Linked DNA regions of Homo sapiens: all the other regions are linked to region 1. The links are chromatin contacts, found by Hi-C in ENCODE. All regions are on one chromosome and are shown on one strand. The core of a region is the stretch at or near the end of the contact, and the rest is flanking DNA. Distances in the headings are between cores, read along the strand shown.

Region 1 (3,201 bases), core at 1-2,500:
CTTCAGTTCACATCCATATAGCCAAGTGTAGCAGTTAGAAACTCAGGCCCACCTTTCTCTACCATCTCCTCACCACCCATTCTGCGTGGCCAAGACCACAAACCTGCCATCTCATACCCAAACACTGAATATCTTAATCTCCTCCCCACAAGCCTAACATTTATCCTGACAAGAGGCAGCTTCTGGCCCTGTCTCCAGTGTCCCAGCAACCCTCACCTTAACATAATCTGCATGACCCGGGCAGTCTGTGTGGGCGTAGTGGCGGGCGGCAGTGCTATACTCCACATGAGCCGCATTGATGGTGATACCCCGAGCTCGCTCCTCCGGGGCATTGTCAATCTCCTCGTACTTCTTGAACTTAGCCCCACCTCCCTCAGCTAGAACTAAAGGAGGAAAAGAACACACCTCTCAGCTAAAGTTCCAGTGCTAGAGGCAGAGCTTAGACCACGCCCCTGAACCCTCCCACCTAAATACATAACCTCCTCCAATCTCTAACTCTTCCAGCAGAGAGAACTGTGGGTCAGAAAGAAATGTTAGAGGGCCTTAAGGGTCTGCCCTGTGACTTCTTTAGGGTACAGCCTCTGCTTGCAGAGCATTCCCCACGACTTTGTGATCCCCAAGCCATTGGTGGATCACAAAGTTCTTCCTGTTCAGGAGAAATTTGTCTCTTGCATCTCCCAATCCACCTGTCGCACAAATTCGGGCTCTTGGGGCCACAGTAAACTCCTCCAGCAGACACTCTGCTGGCCTTGCCTCCCTGGCTCCAGGTCCCATCAGTAGATAGGGCGCTGCTGGACGCCCCAACCCCACTCACTCTTCGTGATGGCTGCAGTCAGCGTGGTCTTCCCGTGGTCCACATGGCCGATGGTACCCACATTCACATGTGGCTTGTCGCGCACGTAAGTCTTCTTGGCCTCCACGGCCAGGCCGCGGCACAAGAGAGGCAATGCCGGGGCTTTCAGCAGCCGCAACAGACCCTGCAGCAGGAAGGTCCGGCCGGCGGCGAGACCTGCCGGGACCGAAGCTTGGAGTCAGGCAGGGAAGGGGTCAGACCGAACCCAGCCACCTACCACTCCCCCAAAGTGTTCCTGGGCCGCCATCGCCCTCCCTGACCACTCACCGCTGAAGTGGGGCGTCGCGCGCAGCAGGGTGGCGGCCGCCATTGTGGTCATACTCGCGCCCCGGTAACCGGGGAGCCGGGACCAGGAGCCCGAGCGCACAGAAGAAGAAGGGCGCCTGCGGCTGGAAGGCACTTCCGGCGGAAGTTAGAGCTGGGAGGGCAAGTCCGGGCCCCTCTAGCCGCCAGTGTCTATGGCCGTCTCAGCCGACGTCGGGCGCGCGGCTGAAGACGTCATGGAGGGGGCTGGTGTCTCGAGGGCGGAGTATGATGGAGAGGTTTTCCACCACTCGCGCCTCTCGGGCTGAGGGGCAACGTAGTTCTCTCTGGCGGTCGCAGGGGGCACTGAGGAGCGTCCCCTAAATCACCGGCGCCGCGAAGGCTCATGGGCGTAGTAGTTCTCAGGTCGGCGGGCTGTGGAGGTGATCAGAGTGGGAGTCAGGCGGGCTAGGCCGGACCCGGAGGGAGGGGCTCGGGCTCCGGGAGGCAGCTGCGGCTCCGACTGCTCAGGAACCTCCTCCTGGGCCCGGCAGAGAGAGACCCCGAGTCCCCCGGAGTCCGACTCGCTACGCGGGTCTTGCGAGATATCTGGCCGCCTCTGCCGCAGCTGGAGGTAGGGGACCAGGTCCTGGACGCCTTTCGGGGATGGGGTGAAGTGTGACCTCCCTCTTCGCTGAGACTTTGTTTTCTAATCTGTAAAATGGGAATAGTAGTATCCACTTCATAGGGAGAGCCTGACATCTAGCCCTGAGAGGAGATGAACTGGGTAGGAGTCAGTGTTGGGCCCTGTGAGGTCAGGCAGCTTGCGGGGACCCTGTACTGCTAGACCTCACAGGGCCAGAGCCCACAAGACAGACAGCTTCGCTGCCCACCCCTGTAGTCCCTCAGCAGCCTAAGGAGCAGTTCCGTTGGGCATCGCCCCACCCATCTAATTTTGCAGATGAGGAGCCAAGGATGAGGAGCCAGCTAGGGGAGCCTTTAAGGGGAGCCTGAGTCTCCTTTAATCTGTCGGTGTCCCCAGCACCTAACAGGGTGGAGCATGCAGTGAATGTTGAATGAATGGGTGCAAGGGTAGTCAATGTCCCTTAACTTTCACATCCATCATCTCATGGCAGCTTCCACAGGGCACTCCAAAGTGTTAATTATGGCTGCTTAACCCTGGCTAATGTTTCGGAACTCATCAGATCCTGAGACTCAGTGGACAGTGTTTGTTTCAAATAGATTCCCTAATTCCTCCCCTGGAGGTTATGATTCCGTGGGGTCTATGCACAGACTGGGAAGCTATATAACAAACACTCTTCTAAAACTGAGAAGAGGCTGGGCACGGTGGCTATAGTGCCAGCCTATAGTCCCAGCAGTTTGGGAGGCTGAGGTGGGAGGACGGTTTGAAGCCAGGAGTTCAAGACCAGCCTGGGCAGATTAGGAGACCCTATCTCTACAAAAAAAAATTTAAAATTAGCCAGGCACAGTAGCATGCAGCTATAGCCCCTCCTACTCAGGAGGCCGAGGCAGGAGGATCGCCTGAGCTCAGGAGTTCAAGGCTGTGGTGAGGTATGATCATGACACTGCACCCCACCGTGAGTGACAGAGAAAGACCCCATCTTTTTTTTTTTTTTTTTTTTTTTTTTGGAGACAGAGTCTCACTCTGTCGCCCAGGCTGGAGTGCAATGGGGCGATCTCGGCTCACTGCAACCTCCACCTCCTGGGTTGAAGCAATTCTCCCACCTCAGCCTCCTGAGTAGCTGGGACTACAGGCATGTGCCACCACGCCTGGCTAATTTTAGTATTTTTAGTACAGATGGGGTTTCACCTCGTTGGCCAGACGGCTCTCGAACTCCAGACCTCAAGTGATCCGCCCATTGTGGCCTCCCAAAGTGCTGGGACTACAGGCGTGAGCTACCACGCTCAGCCAAGAAAGACCCCATCTCTATAAAAATATTTTGGCCAGGCGTGGTGGCTCACACCTGTAATCCTAGCACTTTGGGAGGCCGGGCGGGTGGATTGCTTGAGTTCAGGAGTTCGAGAACAGCCTGGGCAACACGGTGAAACTCTGTCTCTACTAAAATACAAAAAATTAGCTGGGC
Region 2 (3,330 bases), core at 392-2,891, 2.2 Mb after region 1:
ACCTCATCATCACTGAAGTTTAGAGCAGCCGATACCCATAAAGATGATCTCCCCATCCCCCTACAGTTACCCACTGTGCAGAGGGAGATCCACACTTAGAGACAGGAAGCGATTTCCAGAAGTCCATAGCAACTCAGTCCCAGGAATCTAGGTTTCCTGACCAGGGCATAGCAGAAAGGGTCCATTCCTTTCCTTGCTTGTACCTTCACAGAAGCTTCCTGGACAGAGCCCTGGGGTCCAGGAGACCTGTTATTCATTCCCGGCTATGCTGAGACTTGCTGAGTGACCTTGGGGACTCCTTCTAGAGAATATAAGTTCCACGAGTGCAGGAATTTTTGTCTATTAGTCCTTGATGTATCTCCAGCCCTAGAACAGTGTTTGGCCCATACTATGTGCCCAAAAAATATCCATTAAATGACTGAATGTTGCTGTGCATGGTGGTGCATGCCTGTAATCCCAGCACTTTGGGAAGCTGAGGCAGAAGGATTGCTTAAGCCCAGGAGTTAGAGACCAGCTTGGACAACATAGTGAGACCGCATCTCGTAAAAATTTTTAAAAATAAAAAATGAGTGAATATCTAGATAGCCAGGATTAGAGAAGTGTCACAGTCAGAAAGCCTGAAGCCTAAAGAAGACCAAGGAACCAGGGGCTTTATCCTCAGATACATGAAAGCCTGAAATTCTGTCCACAAGTATTTATAGAGGGCCCGTAATGTTCTTGGTACTGGGCTAGGAACTCCCCAGATTCAGTTAAGAACAAAGTCATTACCTGGCCTCAGATGCAAGGCAGGGGCTGGGGGGTGTGAGTGGCAGGGAGGCAGCGTGATCAATACAAACACTTTTCTTAGCCTGAGCTGCCCTGACATGGTCTGACGGCTCACAAGGTGGTGAGTGCAGCCGGGCTGCAGTGTTCAAGGAGGGCGCCGGCTGGCCGCCCACCTGTCAGAGGCTGCGCCAGAAGGATGCGGAAGAAGAGATTTCTGCCTTGGCTGAGGTCACTTCCCACCCCCAGATTCCCTGCCCACACAACCCTGCAATTTTCTGACGCTGACGACTCGGATCCTATTATTTCCCGATTTTCAAGGTCCCATGATGCTGACAGCCCCAAATGCTAAGTCGTCAGTCCGCCCACGCCCTGGACCCGAAAGCAATAAAGGCGAGGTCAGCAAGGGTCCTACCACCCACTGCCTCGAAAGGCCTCTGGGGGTGGTCGGCGCGCCCCTCCCCACCTCGCGGGGGCCGTGTGGGCGTCGCTCGGTCGTTGGGGTGCCGGGGACGTCGTGATGAGAACGGCGTCCCAGAGACGGCGGTGACAGAGCCGGGACACGTGACAGTCACAGGGTCACATTCTGCGGTCCACGAGTTTGGGACCGGGCTGGTCACGTGACGCGGTGGGGGCACCATGGGGTGATGTGAGATGCGGGTGTCTCGGATTACGTACAAATGACGTATTCCTACCCCTTTTGGCAACCAGATTTCCGTTGGAAGATGCAACGGTTCCGGTGACGGTAGCAAGTTCTCGCGTCCAGGCATCTCCGCTTCCGCTCGGGGCGCAACAACTTCCGACTCCACCTTCCCAGCCTCGGGCAAGGAAGAGACGCGACCATGTGCGCATGCCCCGAATTTATCACGGAGGGGCGGGGCTGAGGCTGCGGGAGCTGGAGCGGGGAAGAAAAGGGAATTCCAACCTGTGGAACCTTGGGGGGTCCCCGGGGTCGGCGCCTTCCCATTGACTGTGGGCGGTGCAAGGGACGGAGCCTCTGGCGGCTCGTGGGGGTGTTGGGGTCCGCAGGGGGAGGGAGGGGAGTGTCAGAGTGTGAGCGGGGTACGGGAATTCCAAATTTGAGGGCCTCCCGGCTCTGGCGCCGGGGAGGGAGAGCTCAGGCCGCCATGCGGGACAGGACCCACGAGCTGAGACAGGTGAGACGCCAGGGCAGCGGGGATGGGGACGGGCGGACGAACTGGAACGCAGGACTTCTGGTCTTCGGGATAGGGAGGGGTGGCTGATGGCCAGGAAGGAAAGTCCCGGAAGCCTGTGGGTCCTGCGGGGTAAGAGCCGCAGCGAAACGGTGGTGCCAATGACTCCGGGCCTGGCAGGGGGATGACAGCTCGGACGAAGAGGACAAGGAGCGGGTCGCGCTGGTGGTGCACCCGGGCACGGCACGGCTGGGGAGCCCGGACGAGGAGTTCTTCCACAAGGTAAGGGGCTGGGGTCTCCGCCTGGATTCGCGAGGGTGTAGGAGGACCCGAGGAGTAGCGTGGTCTGGAGTACCCCATATCTCTTTCAGCCCTCTCGGTCACCCTCCCCAGGTCCGGACAATTCGGCAGACTATTGTCAAACTGGGGAATAAAGTCCAGGAGTTGGAGAAACAGCAGGTCACCATCCTGGCCACGCCCCTTCCCGAGGAGAGTGAGTGAAACCCCGGCTGCAGGGCGCATGCTCCGCCCCAGGGATTGTGGGGGTTGTAGTTCCACGCAGGTGGTGGCCAGAGTGGTTTGTTGAGGTGGGGGCTGCTGTTTGGGAGTCTTGGCCTTCTCTTATTCAGGCATGAAGCAGGAGCTGCAGAACCTGCGCGATGAGATCAAACAGCTGGGGAGGGAGATCCGCCTGCAGCTGAAGGGTGAGCTCCTGGGACCTCAGACAGATCCTTCCCTCTGATCCTGCCCTGTTGTTGGTATATCTGGGGAGTGTGTGGCCCAGAGAAGCCAGTGATATATCCAGGTCACACAGCAGGCCTGGGTCTAGCATCTGTCTCCTGGCCTCCAGGCCATTGTACTCTCCACAGCACAAGTCCGCCTCTCAGGTTCTTTTATTTACAATGAAACCATTTACTTACACAGTTATCGCTGCCCACTGGGCATTCTTTGGGCAGGGAGATGGAGTTTTGTTAGGTGGCCTCTGCATACCTATGGGAACTCAGTGATGTAATGCAAAGAAAAATAAACTTACTTTCTCCTCTTAGAGGCTCAGCCTTAGTCATTTTATGATAAATTATATTTCCCTAAAAATCCTATGGAGACAAGTACCCCCAATACCCCTGTGTCTTCCCACAGCCATAGAGCCCCAGAAGGAGGAAGCTGATGAGAACTATAACTCCGTCAACACAAGAATGAGAAAAACCCAGGTGGGTTTTTTTTCTCAGAAATGAGGACATTTCAGCAAATGTTTCATGAAGTATTAGATGACAGGTGTATGAAGGAAGGGCCTGCAGAGATCATGGAGTCCAATTGGATGACTTTTCCAAATGGGGAAACTGAGCTCAGAGAGAGAAAGAACTTGCTCAAGGTCAGGAAGCCAGGTCTCCTGATGCTCAGTCCGGTTATAACACCC
Region 3 (3,435 bases), core at 729-3,228, 2.1 Mb after region 1:
TGGCTCACACCTATAATCCCAACACTTAGGGAGGCCAAGGCGGGAGGCACACTTGTGGCCAGGAGTTCGAGACCAGCCTGGGCAACATAGCGAGACTTCGTCTGAACAAAAAAAAATTATAGTTTAAAAATTAGCTGGGTGTAGTGGCGCGTGCCTGAAGTCCCAGGTATTCACAAGGCTGAGGGAGGAGGATCGCTTAAGCCCAGGAGGTCGAGGCTGCAGCAAACTATGATCCTGCAACTGCACTCCAACCCAAGTGACAGAGCAAGACCTTAAAACACACACAAAAAAAACCAAAAAACGGCAGAAAGATGAGAAGCCGTTCCATTTGCATAGGCAGTTGAAGTGTCTAGGCAGAGGCCTCCAAGGCTGACTGGATATCAGGCAGGGGATGAGGCTGGACAGCCTGCAATGCCTCCAACTCCAGGTTGCGGAAATCGTGTTTGTAGTACCTCAGTCGAATGGAGATTGAGCGCCCCCTGGGAGCAGTGCTCGGTAACAGACGCTGGAGGACCCCGATGAGGAGGGGCGGGGGTCGGTTCAATCTGGGAGGAGCCTGCGGGTCAGTTTTCTTCTCACAGGAGCGAACTCTGTCCGGCATCATGGATTCCTGGGCTCCCAGAACGGCTGGGCTGGAAGGGACCTTAGAAAGGGATCTACCACCGCGTGCCCCGTGCCAGAGTTGGGCACTTTGGTGACAAGAACATTGGCTTGTTTAACACTCACAACTGTGCTTCGAGGTGGGGATCATTATCCCCATTGTCCCCATTTTGCAGATGAGAAAAAGCAAGGTTTGGTGGCTTCCCGGGGCGGGGCGGGGATTCGCTGTGACTCCAGGTCCTTTTCCCCGGAGCCCGCACGTCTTGTAAGACACTGATTCCCGGAGGTCTGAGGAGCAGGAATCGAGTGGGAGGTGCCCAGGCTTTCTAGGGAACAAGAGTGTGAATGCACTCTCGACGAGAACCACGCCCCCCTGTTCGACAAGACTGATTCCTGCTGCCTTCCTTTAAGGGCCCTCCCCTGAAACGCGAAGTCCTCGCCCCATGGAGAGGCGGACATTCTTTATTCCCGGATCGCCCGACGTTTTTCTCCCCCACCCGCACTGATCCCCACTGGTGACATAAATCCTTCCCCTCCACTCGCGAGTGAAAGCTTGGGACTACATTTCCCGCCAGGCTGTTCAGAAGCCGGTGGCGGAGAGAGGAGAAAAGAGTCTTTCCGTTTCCGTCGCCTCGCAATTTGGCGTGTCCGCCGGGATTCACATTTCAACAGCGACGTCCTTTCTCTGTTGGACTCGGCAAGGAACTACATTTCCCAGCAGGCACCGGCGCAGAGGTCGAGGGGCGAGGTCGCCATCTTTTTCGTAGTCCTCTCCCTCATTTCCGCAGGGAAGAGGCCAGACGCCTGGACTACACATCCCATGTCGCAGTCGCCCCGGCCCTGCAGCCGCCATCTTTGCCGGTGGCCCCGCCCCATCCCCTTCCATTGTCTCGACTTGAGATGATAGACGGGAGCCGGGAGACTGCAACTCCCGTCAGGCCGTGCGCCACTGGTGGGGGGGATTTCGAGACCACAGGCGGGCGAGGTGCCCAAGGTGGTGGAAAGCGGAGACCGGGAGAGGCTAGGTAGCCTGCCATCTTTACGGTAGTCTCCTCGTCCTCCTGGTTCCGCCATTCTTAAGGAACACTGGAAGGCTATAAAACTACTAATCCCATCGCACCTCGTAAGATCGACTACTAGTCAGGTGTATGTCCCTCTTCCGCCATCTTGCTTGTAGTCCTCTTTCCTTTTCACCTTTCCATTGTTCCTGACGAGTAGAAATGGCAGCGGGAAGGCAGCAGATGGACTGCGACTCCCGTCAGGTACCACACACGCGGAGGGTTGTGGACAGGAGGGCGTGTGAGTGCCTGGGAAGGAGGTCGGGTCGGGGGAGAAGGCCATCTTGTTTGTAGTCATCGTTCCCTCTCCTTCTCGATGTTCTGCAACTGGGAGCCTCGGGGCAACGGGACTCTAACTCCCGGCATCCTCGGCTCCCGGCTGGGCACGCCCTCCGCCGTCCTGTTTGTAGTTCCCGCTGTCCCCAGCGTCCTATTGTTCCCCCGTAGCATCAGTGGCCGCAGGACTACAACTCCCGTCGAGCCCTGCGTGCGTTCGTCCTGGAAAGTGGAGGTGGTGGAGGAAGGAGGGGGAAGGGGGCGGGGTTCCTCTGGGAGAAGGAGGGAGTAAAGAGGGGGAGGAGGAGGAGGAGGAGGGAAGGAGGAGGGAGGGGAGGGGAGGGGGGAAGAGAGGAGGAAGGAGGAAGGAGCTGAGGAGGGATGAGAGAGGCGGCCAGGGCCCCGGGCCGTAGCAGCGCGGGGCTGGGGGACCAGGGGGGCTGAGACACCCCAACTGCCCCCTTCCCCTTTCCCTCTCCCCCTCTATCCTTTCCTTCCACCCTCCCGCTTGAGGAGGGGGATTTATTCAAATTTTATTTAAATCCCTATCTCCCGAGGGTCGCGCGCTTGGGGGAGGGGGAGAGGTCGGGGGTGCGCGCGGGCTGGGGGGGGCGGGGCCGGAGCAGCTTCCTTCACCTCCCCCTCCGCTCGCCTCGCAGCCGTAGGGCAGGGGGTCGCAGTCCAGGGGCGGGCCCAGGGGAGGGGGGCAGGTTACAGCGACCCCCCCCTCCCCGGGAACCGGCGGTGGGCGGGCTTGAACCCCGGAAACGGTGGGGGGGGCCCAGGCCTGGCACTGGACCCCTGGGCAGTGGGGTCCGGGAAGGGGCCAGTTAAAGGGCCAGGGGCGCTGGGGAGAGGCGGGGCGGGGTGGGGGGAGGGGAGCTGGGACTCGGACCCGGGACTGAGTGGGCCCCGGGCAGAAGCTGAGCACCCTGCGCCCAAGGAGCCCCCGTTGGCCTGGGGGGGCTGAGGGACTGAGCCTCCCAGAGCAGGACCTCCCCCTGGAAGGGCCGCGCCGCAGCCCGTGGGAGGGCCTCGCCCCCGGCGCCCCCCATCTCCACTCGCCGCCGTCCCGGCCTCCGCCGGAGGGAGGGGCCGAGCGCCCTCGGGGGGCCGTGGACCCCGGCGTTCTGAGCGTTCCGCGCCCCGCGCCGCCCGGCCCCCCCGCCGCCGATGGCCGCCGACCCGCCGGGAGCTGCCGAGAAGGGAGAGATGGCTCCCGGGACACGTGTGAGGTGGGTTCATGCGGCTCCTCCTCACCCCCAGACCTGGGCAGCGCCCACTCCCATTCATCCTCAGCCCGGCCTCTCTCTACCTTCCCCGCCCCCAGCCTCACCCTCTCTCTACTCCAAACTCATCTCCAGCCCTCCTTCCTATGACCTCTCCACCCTGGGGAACTGGCCCTCCTTCCTAGACCCTGCTTCCCCTTGAAAGCCCCCACCCCCGCCTGCAGTCGCCGCCCTCCAGGCCCCTCCCCTGGAGCGCTGGAGGGCCCCTTAGC
Region 4 (3,528 bases), core at 499-2,998, 2.2 Mb after region 1:
AGAAGTGAGCGCTAATCATATCCTAGGCCTCCTACCGGGCCAGTTCACAACCTGATCCCAACCTACTTTTCCAGCCTCAGCTCCAGCGACAGAGTCCTCCTCCCGGCAGCGACCGAACCTCCAGCCACAATTCTCAATCCTCCACCTCTAGATGCAGTTTCCTGGGCTCGGGGAGCCCTTGCCTGCCTTCTCCAACGGGAAAGCCCCTTTACATCCTTCAAGAACCCCCTTCCCTAGTGCCCTCAGGAATACTTTATGGCAGTAGAGAGGTAAGGGCCCCACGCCGCTCTGGACCTCAGTTTCCTCATCAGTAAAATGGGGTCCCTTAAGTTTGTGGGAGTTTGAAGGGCGGTGGGGCCTACGAAGCGCGCCGAGGAGCCGAGAGTTGCAGAAACCCGGAGCTCCTCGCTCCTCGCAACCGTCTGTACGCGGCGCCCCCGCCAGCCAGGCAGCCCCTGGAGGGCAGGACCCCGGTTATAAGCCTCAGAAAACGTGGCTTCGGAGGACGTGGCAAGGAGGACTGAACGAAGGATGAGGAGATGAACAAATGAATGGACGGAAGGCCGAATGAGGGACAAAGGCTTGCAAGATGGCGTTCTCTAGGACCGCGGGAGTGGTGGCCGGGCCTCAGCAGGGGAGGGGGCCGCCGGCGCCTGGGATCTTGCAGCGCGGGCCACGCGACCGGGACAAAAACCCAAAACATGGCGGGCTCTAGGACCCCCGGGACCACACCGCGCCGGGCCAGCAGCCGCGCGGGCCGAGCCTGGGTGTCCGCAGCCCAGAACCGCGGAGACAGCCGGCGGGTTCTAGGACCTGCTGGGCCCGCAATGCGCCCGGGGCCGCTCACAGCCCGCCCCGCCCGCGCTGCTCGCGCTGGGCCAACCCGGCCCGCCCTCGGCGCCCGCAGGGAAACTGAGGCCAGCTCGGATCGTGGCCGCGTGGGAGCTGCCCGGGGCCCTCGCGGCTTCCCGCCGACGTTTCCTACCTGATGAGACTTGTGCTGACTCCGTGGCGTCGGCGTCGGCTCCTCGCACCGACGGAGCCCGGACCCTGCCAAACAGGGGCCGGCGCTAGGACCCAGCGGGGGGCGGGGAGGTGGGACCGGTGGCGCGGCGAGCGGAAGTGAGGGATCTTCCTCAGCTAGGAAGGAAGGGAAAGTTCCCGGGGAACCTCCAGCCTATGGCGGCAGAGAAGCATCTTGCAAGAGGTCTCTGTGTGTGCTGAGGCAAGGGGACGCCAGGCAGGCTGACGGTATACGCCCGCCTTGTGTTAGTCTGGGGCCAGGTCACCGGCAATGTCTTCAAGAACCAGAAGGTGGGAGGACAAAAAGGCCATGCTCAAGCTCTGCAAAACCTAAGTCCAATTATATTCCACAACATTTCCTTTAATAGCAAGGAGTGGGTTTCACGAAGTTTTCTCCATCTGCCTTGGGAAAAGTCCTCCAGAGAGCCCCACGAAAAGTGTCACCAAAGTACTGTGGCCAGGGCTGTAGAATCTTTTTCTCCCTTTCTGCGCCTATTCAATATGCACCGGAACGATTCTAGCTGCTCTTGCCGGAAGTGTGGCTAGCTTAGCGTGCAAAGACGCCGCGTTGTGACCTACGTGGGCGGAGTCAGCCGTGCAGACCTAGAACTTAGCGCCGGAAGTGTGTCTGCGTAAAACTGCGGCTCGGAGGCGGGACAGGCAGTGCTCCCGAAGCGGAAGTTTCGCGGGGAAGCTTTTGCACCTAAGGACACTTCCTGTTTCCTAGTAACAATAGGAAGTGTCCGTAGAGCTGGGAGTAGACTCCTGGCTCATGCCAGCTGCGCCCTCTTTTCTCTACCTCCTTCCTCTTCCCCCCTTCTCCTTTCCCTCTTTCCCTTCCCTCCCACCTCCCGGGAACCCTGGCTGAGTGTGCGTGTGTGGGAGCGCGAGAGCCCCCCGACAGCCACCCCTTGGGGCGCGCGGCTGCAGTTAGGGTAAGGGTCCCAGTGCGCAGGCGCGCTCTTGTTCGCGGTCCCCAACTGACGCGCCCGCGGCGGGAAGGAGAGGGGGCCGCCGGTGCGAGGTAGGCGTCCTGAGAGGAAATTGGCAGACGAGATGAGTGAGGTCAGAGGACTTCATTGGTGGTTGACTAGGGGAGGGGACTTTTGATCAAAGGGGCTTTGTGAGGTGAGAATTCCGGGGGCAGGTTCAGTGAAGGGGTTTACGGTCGGAGACAGTTGTACTGGGGTCCCATGGGAAGAAGAGTCAGAGTTGGAGAAGGACAAGACGATGTAGGGGGCATGAGAGAGCAAGGGCTTTGGGATGAAGACCGCCTCAGTCAGGGGGTTTGCTGTTACGTGAACTAGAATAACAGGCATTGCCGTGTGTTCTGAGGATTGAGTAACACAATGAATATAGTTAGCACAGTGCCTGGCACATGGTAATATAATACTCTTCATGAGTTGCTGTCATCATCAGTATTAAGAGAGGAGGCAGAAGAAAAAAATGAGAAAGACTGGTGAGGGTAAGATCAGGAGGCATGGGAGAGAAAAGGTAGGCAATGAAGTGACATTACAACCTGGTATTGATGTTATTCCCAAGATGGAAGATAGTTTGAGTTCAAGGGAAGTAGATAAAAGAAGTCGCTAAGAGAGTCTTTTGGGGTTTTTTGTTTTTTTGAGATGGAGTCTCGCTCTGTCACCCAGGCTGGAGTGCTGTGGTGGGATCTCAGCTCACTGCAACCTCCACCTCCCAGGTTCAAGCAGTTCTTCAGCCTCAGCCTCCTGAGTAGCTAGAATTACAGGTGCCCACCACCACGCCCGGCTAATTTTTGTATTTTTAGTAGAGACAGGGTTTCACCATGTTGTCCAGGCTGGTCTTGAACTCCTGAACTCAGGTGATCCACCAGCCTCGGCCTCCCAAAGTGCTGGGATTACAGGCGTGAGCCACCACACCTGGCCCAGTTAAGAGAGTCTTAACTCTCTTAACTCTCTTGTCACAAGGAAAAGAGACCTTGTGACACTGAAATGACTCGGGGTGGTGGGGGAACAAGCCAGCCCTTTCCCTGAAGGAGGCCTCTAACCTCTCCTCTCAGGTCCTCAGCTATTAACTGGAGGAAACAGCTGCTTTTTCAGTGCTTCTCAGCTACTCTGTTTAGCTGAGAGATGAAGTAGGAAGATTTGGACTTCTCTTATTGAAAGGCCTAGAGAAGGTTTTGGTGTCCTTTTAAGATGTCACAGAAAATTTTTGTTTCAGGATTGTAGGGAGCAGATTCCTACTGTTCTTAAAGGACAGTAATGCCTTTTGAGTCTGGTCTGAAGAACATAACAGGTCTGTGATCAGAAGTAGGTTGCATCTCTCTCAACTTTAATTTCCTTAGCTATACCTGTAGGGATGACTTAAGCCTAGGGGAGCTCCTATATTTGGGAAGCTTGTGCACAGGGAAGCCTTAAATGATGGTGCCTGCAGATTGGATCTAGTAGAAATTAGGTCCTTGGGCATGGATGCTTGGGGAACCTCTCAGTGACCTCAGGTGAACTTGTTGCTCGTAGAGCCAAGAGGCGA

What was found. A loop is a pair of places that touch in the nucleus more often than their neighbours do. Pooled maps may share reads with other maps.
Region 2: a pooled map shows a loop between it and region 1 (17-fold over the local background). The contact joins the promoter of STX4 here to the promoter of TUFM in region 1. A Hi-C loop is called at or near these places in 6 of 50 pooled maps.
Region 3: a loop to region 1 is called in a map of CD8-positive, alpha-beta T cell, with 23 times the contacts of the local background. The contact joins the promoter of FBXL19-AS1 here to the promoter of TUFM in region 1. A Hi-C loop is called at or near these places in 3 of 168 maps with a recorded cell type or tissue (CD8-positive, alpha-beta T cell and naive thymus-derived CD4-positive, alpha-beta T cell), 1 of 37 single-sample maps with no recorded cell type and 9 of 50 pooled maps.
Region 4: a pooled map shows a loop between it and region 1 (17-fold over the local background). The contact joins the promoter of ZNF646 here to the promoter of TUFM in region 1. A Hi-C loop is called at or near these places in 8 of 50 pooled maps.

Annotation. Positions count from the first base shown.
Region 1 is chr16:28,845,098-28,848,298 of GRCh38, forward strand. It overlaps TUFM (Tu translation elongation factor, mitochondrial), which reads right to left and starts at 1,251. Exons shown (of 10, transcript NM_003321.5): 1 at 1,121-1,251; 2 at 815-1,009; 3 at 217-383. The coding sequence starts at 1,172. It also overlaps a transcript of SH2B1 not described here. RefSeq lists an enhancer at 1,113-1,602.
Region 2 is chr16:31,031,917-31,035,246 of GRCh38, forward strand. STX4 (syntaxin 4) reads left to right here and starts at 1,642. Exons shown (of 11, transcript NM_004604.5): 1 at 1,642-1,919; 2 at 2,097-2,198; 3 at 2,310-2,409; 4 at 2,546-2,620; 5 at 3,054-3,124. The coding sequence starts at 1,890. RefSeq lists enhancers at 966-1,477, 1,990-2,500.
Region 3 is chr16:30,921,291-30,924,725 of GRCh38, forward strand. FBXL19-AS1 (FBXL19 antisense RNA 1) reads right to left here and starts at 1,979. Exons shown (of 1, transcript NR_024348.1): 1 at 1-1,979. FBXL19 (F-box and leucine rich repeat protein 19) reads left to right here and starts at 2,282. Exons shown (of 11, transcript NM_001382779.1): 1 at 2,282-3,169. RefSeq lists enhancers at 352-1,320, 1,061-1,880, 1,321-2,288, 1,911-2,000, 2,041-2,200.
Region 4 is chr16:31,072,674-31,076,201 of GRCh38, forward strand. It overlaps ZNF646 (zinc finger protein 646), which reads left to right and starts at 1,749. Exons shown (of 3, transcript NM_014699.4): 1 at 1,749-1,958. It overlaps ZNF668 (zinc finger protein 668), which reads right to left and starts at 1,567. Exons shown (of 3, transcript NM_024706.5): 1 at 986-1,567. RefSeq lists enhancers at 443-1,243, 535-829, 1,449-1,982, 1,488-1,627, 1,983-2,515 and a silencer at 718-1,177.